Linked DNA regions of Homo sapiens: regions 1 and 2 are each linked to region 3. A link is a contact called in ENCODE Hi-C or POLR2A ChIA-PET data. All regions are on one chromosome and are shown on one strand. The core of a region is the stretch at or near the end of the contact, and the rest is flanking DNA. Distances in the headings are between cores, read along the strand shown. Region 1 holds the start of ALDH5A1 (aldehyde dehydrogenase 5 family member A1). Region 2 holds the start of RIPOR2 (RHO family interacting cell polarization regulator 2). Region 3 holds the start of E2F3 (E2F transcription factor 3).

Region 1 (4,281 bases), core at 1,758-4,257, 4.1 Mb after region 3:
AGCTCACAATATTACTATCTGACAAATAATAAGCATATGGAAATATTTTTCTTTCTGCCCCACACCCCCCTTTCCTAATATAGGTGGCTTTGTTATAAACAAGACAGCATGATTCTACCATTTAGAACTCTTCTGGAAATAGAGACCCAAGGTGAAAAGTAAACATACAGTTACATTAAGGAGTGAGTAGGGAGAATACAGGTTTGAAAGCCAGAGGGTCTCAAGCTTTATGTGGGCCAGTCTAGAAAATGGGGGAGAAGAGGCTGGGCACAGTGTCTCATGCCTGTAATCCCAGCACTTTGGGAGGCCGAGGTGGGCAGATCACCTGAGGTCAGGAGTTCAAGACCAGCCTGGCCAACATGGTGAAACCCCATCTCTACTAAACAATACAAAAATTAGCCAGGCATGGTGGCGCGCACCTGTACTCCCAGCTACTCTGGAGGCTGAGGCAGGAGAATCACTTGAACCCAGGAGGCAGACGTTGCAATGAGCTGAGATCGTGCCATTGCACTCCAGCCTGGGCGACAGAGTAAGACCCTGACTCAAAAAAAAAAAAAAAAAAAAAAGTGAAAGAAAAAAAAGAAAAAGAAAATGGGGGAGAGGATGAATAAGGGTGGGAACTGGGGAGTGGAGGTTCCCAGGACAAGGGCAGCCAAAGGAGAAAGGAGGGAAGAGGTCCCTCTCACCTGATGGTCTTGTCCTTGTAGGCCCTGGTAAGGACAGACACCCAGCCAGGCGCTAGGGGGCATCAGGACAGGCTGGAAGTAAGACAGGAGCCAGGAGGAAATTGTTTACACTCTGAATGGGGGCTTGAAGAGGGGCACAAAACTGAGGGAAAAGGGGAGGGCCACATTGTGAACTTTCTAAGCTCCAGGCGCTTTTGCCTTTGTGAAGTACTTCCTGTCACAAAAATAAGTAAACAATAAATAGAAATCACATTTTACATCTGCATTGGTGTAAGATTAACATATTAATATGCCACCTAAAACTTCTTTTCTTCAGATTTTAGAATAAATTAAACATTTGTGAGTGCTCCTAAAAGTTTTATGGGCCCTTGGCATCGTACCTACTGTGCGTAATGGATAAGTCATCTGGGAAAGGGAGTGGGTACCGTTTGAAATAGAACCTTAAAAAGGTAAGTGGGCTAGGGTAATTTTTGAACAAGAGAGGCAGCCACAATTAACTTGGCTTTTCTGGGCCTCAGTTGATTGAGGCCTCAATTGAATGATTTCCCCAGGCCAGTAGAAATGAGCCCTGTAATCCCAGCACTTTGGGAGGCCAAGGAGGGCGGATAACTTGAGGTCAGGCATTCAAGACCAGCCTGGCCAACACGGTGAAAACCTGTCTCTACTAAAAATACAAAAATTAGCTGGGCTTGGTGGCACACACCTGTAGCCCCATCTACTCGGGAGGCTGAGGCAGGAGAATCGCTTGAACCCGGGAGGCGGAAGTTGCAGGGAGCTGAAATCGCACCACTGCACTCCACCCTGGGTGACAGAATGAGTCTGTCGGTCTCACAAGAACAAAACAAACAAAAAACAAAAACCACCACCAAAAACAAAACAAAACAAAAACAAAAACTCCCTCCGCAGGCAGGAGATGTAAACACGCCAGCTCCCCAGCCCCACCTGTGATACCTACTGGCCCACATCCCTATTAGGACTCCCTGGTTCTCCCCAGTTCCTGCAATAAAATACAGAGCAAAATAGTGTGAAATTGATTAAACTCTACTGTTATCACTTCTGCCATATGTGACTGGCTCAAAACTCAATGGATCTGACTCAGCAAAAGACAAAGTCAAAATTTAAAGTTACTGCCTCGGCATTTTGCAAATGTCCTAGAAAAAAATTCAACGTCCTAGAAAAAGGTGAAAGCTAGCAAGATACTCTCAACGCTGTAGGAGTTGAGAAAGGGAGATATGTAACCTAAAATCAATGCATAGGGCTGGGCTTCATTTGCACCCACAAATTCCCAGCATACGCCTGCTATTTTTATTTTTATCCTCATTAGGTTTTAAGCTTCCCTGCTGCTTTCAGAGTCTTAAGCCCAAGTCTAATTTTTTAACGGATGAAGAATGCTGTTTAAAGGTGCTCAAATACCTTGGTTGGATAGTATGCTCAATCCTTATACCTTGGTTGATTCAATTTTGACAAATGCTTCCATTTACTAGTTGGTGACCCAACTTTAATCTTACTAGTGGCTTGACTAGGGTAGCTAGTATGACTTTGAACGCTATATTGAATTTAATGTGGCAACTGTAATGAGCATTTTACGTTATCTCACAACAAAATGGGGTAGATATGGTTCTATTTTATAAGTGACTGGACTAAGGTTAACCTGTCGGTCACACAGCTTGTCGGCAACAGACTTGAGTTTGGATCCTAGTCTGTTTATTTCCAAAGCGCTGTTATTTATCGGGAGCAACCCTAGGAGAATGCCTAGACACACACCCAAAAAAGCAGCCAGGCAGCAGAACGCGGGGTCACACTTCGACCCCTCAGAGAACGATCGCTCCCAATCAATACTACGTGCTCAGGAGCTACAACTGAAGAAGCGTGATCACGGCCTTGGCATTTAGGGCAGGCACCAGCGCATCTATGGACCGCGCACAAATTCCGGGGATGCCGAATTTGGGGGATGCTAAGGGGAGAGAGTGGGTCTCTAGCAGCGATTGGGGGCTCAGGAGCAGTTAGTGACAAATGAGCACCCGAAAAGTGAAAAGGTGACAGCAGTCCGCAGGTGCATCTACTGGCGAGCCTTCTCCATCCCCGAACCCAACCCTCCCCCGGGAGAAGGTCGCGCCAGGAGAGAAGCCGCGCGGCGCTTAGGGCAAGGTGCAGAGGGCGGCGCGGCGGTGCAGCGAGAAAGACGCGGAGAGAGGGCGCTGCTCTGTGGCTCTGCAACCTTCCGCCAGCTCCCACGCTTTCCCCGCGCGTCCCCGGCGCCTCCTCGCTCCTCTTGCTTCCCCGCGACCCCTGCGTTCCCGTGCGCGCGCGCCCGCTTGCCTGTTTCCTGTCGCCGTCGTTGCCCGGGCCATGGCGACCTGCATTTGGCTGCGGAGCTGTGGGGCCCGGCGCCTCGGGTCGACGTTTCCAGGCTGCCGCCTCCGCCCCCGCGCCGGCGGCCTGGTCCCTGCCTCCGGGCCTGCGCCCGGCCCGGCCCAGCTCCGCTGCTACGCTGGGCGCCTGGCGGGCCTCTCTGCGGCGCTGCTGCGCACCGACAGCTTCGTGGGCGGCCGCTGGCTCCCGGCCGCCGCCACCTTCCCCGTGCAAGACCCGGCCAGCGGCGCCGCTCTGGGCATGGTAGCCGACTGCGGGGTGCGAGAGGCCCGCGCCGCCGTGCGCGCTGCCTACGAGGCTTTCTGCCGCTGGAGGGAGGTCTCCGCCAAGGTGAGAGAGCCCGGATGCAGGGGGCCAGAGCTGGCCGGGGACACGGCGGGGAGCAGAGGGGGCTTTACCCCAAAGTGACACCAGCCGCGTCGCCTCCCTCCTGTGCTCAGTTCCCCAGGGTATACAAAGTGGAAAGTCAGAGCAACAAGGGAGACGACCGACAAATAAGTTTGGAGCTTCCACTTTGAGCCGGGCACTAGGGACACGACCCCTGCCCTCAAGCCTCATCAAGTTATGCACTGCCCAGTAGGGGAGGCAGAACGTGAGCGCCTAATACAAGCGAGCTGCTTGTTATGGTCAACAAGCCTAACCGTGGAGGGGCGGGGAGAAAGGGGAGGGGTGTCAGGGAAGTGAGAGCACGTGTGGCCCTTCAGAGTAGCTGAAATATCTCCGCAGCTGCAGGGAGCCCACGCAGGAGGCTGCTTCAGCGGCCCTTGAGAAGGCTGGTAGTGAGGGCCCCTGGCCAGAATCATGGGATCGGAAACGGAGAGAACTGTAGAAAGATTTGGGTTTTGTGCAGGGGAAGAGAGAAATCCAGGAGCGTTCTCCAGGTTTTCACCCTAAATGGATAAATGCTGCTATTGGCCATTGCATAGAGAACACTGGAGAATTGGGAGTAAGGGGTGGAGGGCCATTAAATGGGAAGAATAGAGTAAGAAGAAAACTAAGAAAGTAGTTTCTTCCTTCTAATATTATATTATTAAACCTGGAGTCAACGCAGTGAAATTTTTTACCGTGTCCTTCAAAGCTCTCCCTCTGAAGGAATGCATCCAGCGATCCCTACGAGTACAAGAGAGTCTTAGCACTCATTCATCCATCAGCTGTTTACTGAGCACCTGCTGTATGCCCTGCACTGTTGGAGGTGCTTGGGATACCTCAGTTAAACGAAAGA
Region 2 (4,221 bases), core at 9-2,508, 4.5 Mb after region 3:
AGTCCAAATTTCCTTTATTTAGGTGGCTCCAAATTCTAAAAAAGCTTTTGCCTATAGCCCAATCTCATAGGCAGCATTTGAACAAAACATCCATCCAATGACTAGATCATCCCTTTAAAATCGCAACCTTTACAGTTAAATTCCAGTGGATAGGTCAAGTCATGGAAAAGCTGCAAGATGAGAACAGAAAACTGAGCAGTGCCAATGGGGATTGGAAGCTACCAGGGCTCCAGTATCCCGACTTGGGAAAAAAGAAAATTGGAAAAGGGAATGGAGGGTTGGAGTGCCAAGTATGTGTGAGGAAGAGTAAGAGAGAAGGACCCAGGCCGGGCATGGTAGCTCACGCCTGTAATCCCAGCACTTTGGGGGGCCAAGGAGGGTGGATCACCTGAAGTCAGGATTTCAAGACCAGCCTGGCCAACATGGCAAAATCCCATCTCTACTAAAAATACAAAAATTAGCTGGGCATGGTGGTGGGCGCCTGTAGTCCCAGCTACTTGGGAGGCTGAGGCAGGAGAATGACTTGAACCCGGGAGACGGAGGTTGCAGTGAGCTGAGATTGCACCACTGCACTCCAGCCTGAGCAACAAAGCAAGACTCTGTCTCAAAAAACAACAACAAAAAAAAAAAAAAAAAAAAAGAGAAGGACCGAGAGAAAGATAGACAGAGAGAGAGAGACAGAGAGAGAGAGAGACAGAAAGAGAGAAGTGCAAATCAAAGCAACATGGTACCATGAAAAACCACTCCTGGTCCATTTATTTAACTTCTTCCCTAGCAGCCCTGCTGTGCTCAAACCACTGTGACAGGCTTTCCTTAAGGTGTTAGACAAGAGATAGCACAGAAGAGAGACAAGGCAAAAAATTTAGTACTATTTTCCAGCCTAAACTAAACCTTTATTTTAGTCATGACTTTAAAAAATGTATTTGCGGGAATGACTCAACCCCTTGTTCCACCCCTTGCCTTGTGTATTCCTTCAGTGCCTAAGTTGATATTTGCAGCCACTACCTCACTCAGGATGCTTTGTTTTTATCATTTCAAAATACTCAAGTCCTTGCCCAAGCTGGGCAAAAGTGTCCAGTGGTGTCAAAACAAAGCAAAGCAGACCGGAGAGCCTCCTGCCAGAAAGATGCATTTACCTTCACCAAAAACATCATCCTCTTCATCGACCAGGAGCTCCTCAGCATCAAAAAACTGCATCTTGGAGAGGACAGGCGCGAGAAGCAGCAGGCAGCAGCCCCGGCAGTCTCAGCAGTCACACTGCCGACCGAGGTGATTTCCTTTCCTTGGGTTGCCCAAGCCCTCTGGAGGGCAGCTTCCGCATCTGCCCTGAAGAAAGCAGTTTCATTCATATGAATAGGCTTCTTGAGCCTTGTGAAGAGTGAATCCCAGGTGGGGTAATTCTCACCACTGAGGAGAAAGAATTTTTTGAAGAGGGCTGCAGATCCGGTTGGATATGAATACAGATATCACTCAAAGTCTGAATGCAATGAATTCTATTTCAAAGCAACAACTTTCATATTTCCTTAAAGAGGAAGGTGGGTGCTTAACTTTCTTGCTTATGAATTTGAACACAATGGGTTTTGTTGAAAGAGGGAGTTCATATTTCTCATATCTTGGTTTTGCTTCAATTACAATTTATCTGAAAGTAAAGCAAGCCACTATGTTAAACCAAAGCAGGCATTTAGAGGACAGAGCTTTTATTTTGCTCAGTAATAGTTGCATTTTTCTTTTCTTTTCTTTTCTTTTTTTCAAACCTCTTGCATTTAAGGATTGGAAACTTTACAGCATTTAAACCAAACTGAACCATATCTAGGCTTTATGTGGCTCGATTAAATCTATAGTCAATGAATAGATAACTGGTTTTGGTCAAACATCTTGCATTTCACAATATTTACTCAGTTTGATACTTCAGACTGTATCACTAAAGGAGAAAGAAGAAAATGTAACTCAAAAAGCAGTCCTCCCAAAGGGATGAGTGAACACTGAGCTTCTACGCGAGCACCATTGGCTGGCATCACCATATCGAGCTACCCAACGTGTGCCAAATTCTGTCTGGCTGCACAAACAAACACACATCTCTCTGAGTAATACTGAGACTTCATTTCGGGGTTTCCCAGAGCACTCCACTGTGTTGTAAGATCTCTTAGGTGGCCAGAAGCTTAGAAAATGCAAATGGAGATGACAGTGAGGAGCTGTTGACCCAAGGTGTTTATTTTTGGCACTTTATTTACTGCATGGTTTTGAAGATACTCCCAGTGTTACCCTAGAGAAACTGTCCCCTCCTCCTGTAACTGCAACCTTGAAATTGCACCATTTTCTCCCAGAAGAGACTGTGGACAACAGGGTTGGAGAAATCCAGCAGTGAGAAGGGATCACCCCAGAGGAATTCAGGAATCAGACACTGAGGGTTAACTGAGCAGCAACAGTCAGTTCATCCCTGCATTGGTGGCTGCAGCAGTTCCCAAAGACAGTGTACAGCTTGGGTCCTGCTGGGATCACCAATTGTTGTCAATCAGGGCTGGAACCATCCTTAGAGGAGAGCTTGGAAATGTCTGGGGTGTTTTGGGTGGCACAATGACTGGGGGTTATTACTGGTATTTAATGTCTTAGCACTCAGGGGCCCAGGGATATCAACCTTACCATAATGCATGGAACAGTAGCTCAACAGGAAGAACTGTCCAGCTCCAAATACCAATAATGCCCACCTTGAGACACACTGACAGGCAGAGAACTGGAGTTATCCTTTTCTCTAGCTCTCCTTTGCATCTCCCCTTTCTGACCCTTTTACCACCCCCTACCATGATCCCCACTTGAATGATGTTTCTGGACAAGGGTTGCACTTAGTTACATAAATTAAATTAATTAAAATGGGCCTAGGTGTAGGAAATTTGGATGTGGACTAAAGCTCTCTTTTGTGTGGTTGGGATAAGAGGATGGGTGTCCATTTTGATAATCACTACATTTCTCAACTACTGTCCTATGTCCTTTAATCTCCACAACTTCATGAGGTGGGTGCTATTATCCCATTTTACAGATGAAGCAATGGGGGCTCTGAGGGCTTGAAAAACATTCCTAAGATCAGGCAGCTAGTGAGTGGCAGATTTGACTAATTCCAGAGCTCACTCTGTTACCTCATGTCTGGACAACTTATGGGAGTGACTGCACACAGTCCAGTTCACTGCAGCATCCCCGTGGCTCTTGGGGACCTGCACTACCTCCCTCACCTCCCACCTCAGAACTACCTGGTTACCACGTGAACCTGAGGGCCCTAGCTATTCCACTTCAAAAAGTTAGCATAACCTCTGTAGGCCTGTTTCATTTTAAGTGGGTGGAATTGTGTCTCCCCTGTTGAATTCATATGTTGAAGTCCTAACCCCCAGTACCTCAGAATGTGACCTTACTTAGAAACAGGGCCATTGAAGATATAATTAGTTAGGATGAACTTATATCATATTGGAGGAGGATGGGTCCTTAATCCAATATGACTAACTTCCTCATAAAAAGGAGAGATTTAGACAAAGACATAGACATAGGGAGGATAGTATGTGAAGATGAAGGCAGAGATCCACAAGCCAAGGAACACCAAAGACTGCCAGTAAACCACCATGAGCTAGGGGAGAGGCCTGCAAGAGATTCTCCCTCACATCCCTCAGAAGAACCAATCCTGCCAACACCTTGACCTTGGACTTCTAGCCTCCACAGCTGTGATGCAGTAAGTTTCTGTTGCTTAAGCCACCCAGTTTGTGGTACTTCATTACAGAAGTCCTAGAAAATAATATACTTTCTCATTTGGCTTGTTTTGAGGATTAAGTAGGATAATTTATGTAAAGAAGCTGACACAGTACATGGTACACAGTAAATACCCAGTTATAATTATACGCCTAAGTCTCTCACAGGGACGCTTAGGATATTTCCCAAATTGAAGGCTCAATGGGGATAGAGAATGAGAAGTCACCACACTCCATATAAAACCTCAATAACCCTTAGGAAGTTTCCCTCAGTCTCCTCTTCTCCAATTTAGATATCTCAGAAACACAGCTAATCATCTCAAAGAACAAATCACAAATGCTACCACGAACTCCTTGAAAGCACAGAGGATAGAAAACATGGTTCTTGCTCTCCAAAGTTTACAATTACCTTAGAGAGATATGACATACATGCATGATGTGTTAACTAAAAAGAAAAATTAATAAACTACATATGCATGCATCAATATGGATG
Region 3 (4,274 bases), core at 894-3,393:
TAATCATAAGGCGCAGGTCTATAATTACTGTGTATGTTGCACCACTCCTCCCTCACAACCCCCACTACTGCCACCAAATGCAAGCTGCCAGTGATGCTCTGCAGATGGTAATATCCAAGTAGTGACAGTACTAGTTTCTTCCACAGGTATATCCATAGAGGAAAGCAACATTGATGGAACAAGAGCAGGGAAGCTGCTGGTATATTACACTTCTAGCTCATGCCCTTTGAGTACCACTTAATCTGCCCTAAAGATAGTGTCACTTCTGGCCAGGCGCGGTGGCTCATGCCTGTAATCCCAGCACTTTGGGAGGCCAAGGGAGGCGGATCTCCTAGGGTCAGGAGTTCAAGACCAGCCTGGCCAACATGATGAAACCCTGTCTCTACTAAAAATACAAAAATTAGCTGGGCGTGGTGGCACGTACCTGTAGTCCCAGCTACTCAGGAAGCTGAGGCAGAAGAATTGCTTGAACCCAGGAGGCAGAGGTTGCAGTGAGCTGAGATCGTGCCATGGCACTCCAGCCTGGGCAACAACAGCAAGACTCTGTCTCAAAAAATAAAGATAGTGTCACCTCTACCAGTGTCGACAAATGTTTAGGGCTATGGATCCTCAACTAGCCTGAATGCAAGACTAAAATATTCCTGAGCCTGGTGCAAGGTTTAATGGAACTTTTAACTCATCTGTTTCAGAAAAGGTAACAAGGCTAAAATATTAAGGAGTCCTAGCCTGATCTGACACATCTTGTCAGGTGTTTCATAGCACTCTGAGTAAGAGTTTTGGGAAATTAATAATAGTAATAAAAATCTTGTGAAAGGGCTCAAGGTGTTGCAATCCTCATCACCTATGAGCACCAATTCTGCAGCTGTTTTGCACGTAACTATAAATTATGATCTAGTCTCTACATACATAACTTCCCCCACATTCCTGCAGGGGTCTCTTTTCCTGCTCAATCTCAGGAGCAAGCTTTAATTTTAAGACCCATGAATACTTGAACAAATTCAGGAGTCAGTTTGACACATCATTTTATATTTTTCTGATGACAATTTCTAGTTTACTTTTTAAAAAAAGACACTATTTTAAAAATACTTTGGGATAGGTTTGAGTCGTTGTGTTTGCTTCCAGTCAGAGAACTTCCTACAAAACTGAAGATATAAAGTGCTGATGCCTGGGCGTGCCTGCGTTCGTTGGGGGCACGACGTCATCGTGGGAAGCGTGTACTTTTTCGGATTACTGCTTGGCGGATTAGAAACCCGTAGATCAGTTCTAGGTTAGCCCTGATTAACTGCCCTGGGTGTTTCTGGGCCAGAGGGAATGTCTGCTGGATTCAAACCAATATCCGTTGTAAGACAAAAGAGTTAATTTGTACTTTACCCCTATCCAGGCTAATAATGAAGGTACCGGGAATGATCTGGAATGTTAACTGGTGCCCGCAATCGCGTCTGCTGAACCTTCTGCCCCCACGATTCTGTCTGCCCACATGCTTCTGTCTATCAGCCCCGGCCTCGGGATCAGCTCTCGCCGCGTCATTGGTTGGATTTCAGGAAGGGAGAAGCCCACGATTTAAAGGGCTCCTTTTGCACCTGCCAGACATCGTCCGCATGGTCCAACTTGCCTTTGGCACGTATCTGGAAAAATCTCCTGCGCTGTTCGTTTATTGCACTGACTGGTCAAAGGAAAGAGTGTTCCCTTAGTCACCTTGACAATTTCCAAAAGCGAAACTTGGGCTCTAGACTAGATCTACACTGAGTCTGCGGGGCGCGGAGTCCCTGCCCAGGTCAGTAGCGCCGGCCCGGCGGGCGGGCGGGGACAGGGGCGGAGCCTAGGCCAGGCGTGGTCTTCCGTGGGAGAGAAGGAAATTCTTTGCCCCACCCCCTAAAAACTGCTCTTCTGCCAGCCAATCAAGGAGGCCTATGCAAATAGGGTCCCTGTCGCCCCGGTAACCATGATGCACGGCAGCCAATGGAAACCAGCAAGTCGCGGCCCTGCTCCATGATTGGGACTGAAGTAAGGAGGTAGCGGCCCAATGGGCTGTGGGAACGGTCCTCGGCGGGTTGAGGGGCGGGGATATGCAAATATGGTTTGAAAAGCCGGCGGGAAATCCGAGTTTCGCGGGAGGACCTTGGCGCGTAAACCGTATCCCTTCATTCATTGTCAGCAGCAGCTTCCTGGAGCCATTTTTCAGCTGCCGGCCGCAGCACCCGGGCTGCCGCCGCCGCCTCGCAATCCGTTGCATCGGCCGCCCCCGACGCCTCCATCCCCGCTTGGGGCCCGATATCCGTGCGGCCGGGACCCTCCTCTCTCCAGAGCCCCGATTATTTTTGGCCCCCGGGGCCTGTGCGGTGCGGAAAAATAAAAAGAAAAGAGAGAGAGGGGGCTCGGAAGCGCCGGGCGGGGAGGAGAGAAGGAGGAGAGACTTGGAAACTCCGACTGCAAATAATAAAGAAATTGAAAACAATACATTAATATACCATAACACTAAAAAGAGCAGGAGCGAGAGATGAGAAAGGGAATCCAGCCCGCTCTGGAGCAGTACCTGGTGACCGCCGGGGGTGGGGAGGGGGCGGCTGTCGTCGCCGCCGCCGCTGCAGCCTCCATGGACAAAAGGGCACTGCTAGCCAGCCCCGGCTTCGCCGCCGCCGCCGCCGCTGCCGCCGCCCCGGGCGCGTACATCCAGATCCTCACCACGAACACTTCCACCACCTCCTGTTCCTCCTCCCTCCAAAGCGGCGCCGTAGCCGCCGGCCCCCTCCTCCCCAGTGCCCCCGGCGCGGAGCAGACCGCCGGCAGCCTCCTCTACACCACGCCGCACGGACCCTCCAGCAGAGCCGGGCTGCTGCAGCAGCCACCAGCGCTGGGACGCGGCGGCAGCGGCGGCGGCGGCGGCCCTCCGGTAATACCCTCCCTCCCCACCGTCCCCAGCCCCGGCGGGAGGTGGGCTCGCACCGCGCGGGGTCGTGGGCGCGCTGCGGGCCGCTCGGGGAGAGCACTGGGCCGAGCATCGTGGGCCTCGGGGGCTGCCCCTCCAACGAGGGTTCATTGTTAGACCTGAGTGCTCTTCCCGGCGCCAGGAGGGTCGGGGGGCTCGGCCAGGCGCGCGGGGCGGCGGGGATTGCCTTGGCGCGAACCACATCAAACACTCCAAAACTTTTCGCGGCCCCCCCTTCTTTTCCTGCACTTTTCCCTACCCCCACTCTCCCTTCCCCTCCAACTCGAAGCTTCCTCTTTCTCGGGCGTAGGAAGGGGTCACGCCCCGGATGGAGAAGGGGGTGGGGGAGGGAGTAGTGAACTGGGGTGTGGGGGGCTCTGAGGGGTTGAAACCGGGGGACTGTTGGGGTGCTAGCCCCCAGTCGGCCTTGGAGGCTCGTTGGCGGCCGGGGGTCCCTGCGGCGTGCTCGGAGCGCAGGGGATCGGCGGGGCTGCGCTTGACACATTTTAGGATCTGTAACTCCCGGCAACAAAGGGGCTGGGGGAGGTGGAGGGGAGTCGGGCGTGGGGGAGGTGGGGCTGGAAGCCGGGTGCGGACTGGGGCGTGGGCTGTCTGGGGTGAGGGGCTCGCGGGCTGGCGCTCTGGCCTGGGCGCATCCTGGCAGTGGCAGCGGCGGCGCCCGCGTGGCCCAAGCGCCCAGGCCTTCCTCGCCGGGCCCCGGGCCTGCCCTTGACCCGCCTCTCCCCTTGCCCCTTCCTTCCCCGCCCTGTCCCCCTCTCCGCCCCCCGGCGACGGAGGGCGGGGGCAGCTGGGTTCCCGTCCCGCCGCCTGGGTCTGTCCCTCTCTCCGGGACCCGCCGGTGACGTTTCGCACACGTGCGCGCAGGACGCGCCTGTGACTGGGGAGGAGGCGGCGGCGGGAGGGGGCGCTGGAGGGGGAGAGGGGGGCACCCACTTCCTCCTGCTCGCCGGCTCCCTGGCCTGGGACGGTCCCGGCGCCCTCGCACCCGCCCCCGGCACCGCCACCCTCCCTCTCCTCTCCCCACCCCCCCACCGGCGCCCGCCCTCGCCCTGCGCCGCCGGTCTGTTCGGCCCTCCGGGCCCCCTCTCCAGCCGGCCCCCCACCTCCCCCCGGAGCCAGGCTGGTTTCGGAAATGCCCTTACAGCAGCAGGTTAGTGACCGGGACGGCTCGGGGGCCGCCGACGCCGCGGGGGCACCGGATTCTGTTGGGGGCTGAAGCGGTGAGGGTAGGCGGTTGAGCGGGGTTTTGGAGTGGGAACGGGGGGTTGGGTGCTCGAGGGAAATGAGTAAGCAAGAAAAATCTAACTAAGTAAATGCCCCGGCCTCC

Evidence for each region. Hi-C counts contacts between places; a loop is a spot of excess contacts on that map. ChIA-PET counts read pairs that join two places held with the same protein, here RNA polymerase II (POLR2A). Pooled maps may share reads with other maps.
Region 1: a loop to region 3 is called in a pooled map, with 8 times the contacts of the local background. The contact joins the promoter of ALDH5A1 here to the promoter of E2F3 in region 3. A Hi-C loop is called at or near these places in 7 of 50 pooled maps.
Region 2: a pooled map shows a loop between it and region 3 (6-fold over the local background). The contact joins the promoter of RIPOR2 here to the promoter of E2F3 in region 3. A Hi-C loop is called at or near these places in 3 of 37 single-sample maps with no recorded cell type and 10 of 50 pooled maps. POLR2A ChIA-PET finds 5 or more read pairs at or near these places in 1 of 52 experiments (OCI-LY7).

What each region holds. Positions count from the first base shown.
Region 1 is chr6:24,491,962-24,496,242 of GRCh38, forward strand. ALDH5A1 (aldehyde dehydrogenase 5 family member A1) reads left to right here and starts at 3,008. Exons shown (of 10, transcript NM_001080.3): 1 at 3,008-3,389. The coding sequence starts at 3,036. It also overlaps a transcript of GPLD1 not described here. RefSeq lists a silencer at 3,014-3,403.
Region 2 is chr6:24,934,702-24,938,922 of GRCh38, forward strand. RIPOR2 (RHO family interacting cell polarization regulator 2) reads right to left here and starts at 1,259. Exons shown (of 22, transcript NM_001286445.3): 1 at 1,137-1,259. The coding sequence starts at 1,197. All of the region lies in intron 2 of LOC105374981 (a long non-coding RNA gene), which reads left to right. RefSeq lists an enhancer at 1,972-2,141.
Region 3 is chr6:20,399,736-20,404,009 of GRCh38, forward strand. E2F3 (E2F transcription factor 3) reads left to right here and starts at 2,144. Exons shown (of 7, transcript NM_001949.5): 1 at 2,144-2,890. The coding sequence starts at 2,498. LOC124901482 reads right to left here and starts at 3,037. Exons shown (of 3, transcript XM_047419652.1): 1 at 2,690-3,037; 2 at 2,534-2,645; 3 at 1,006-2,427. The coding sequence starts at 3,037. The coding sequence ends at 1,820. RefSeq lists silencers at 1,719-1,958, 2,809-3,278, 3,479-4,098 and an enhancer at 2,057-2,581.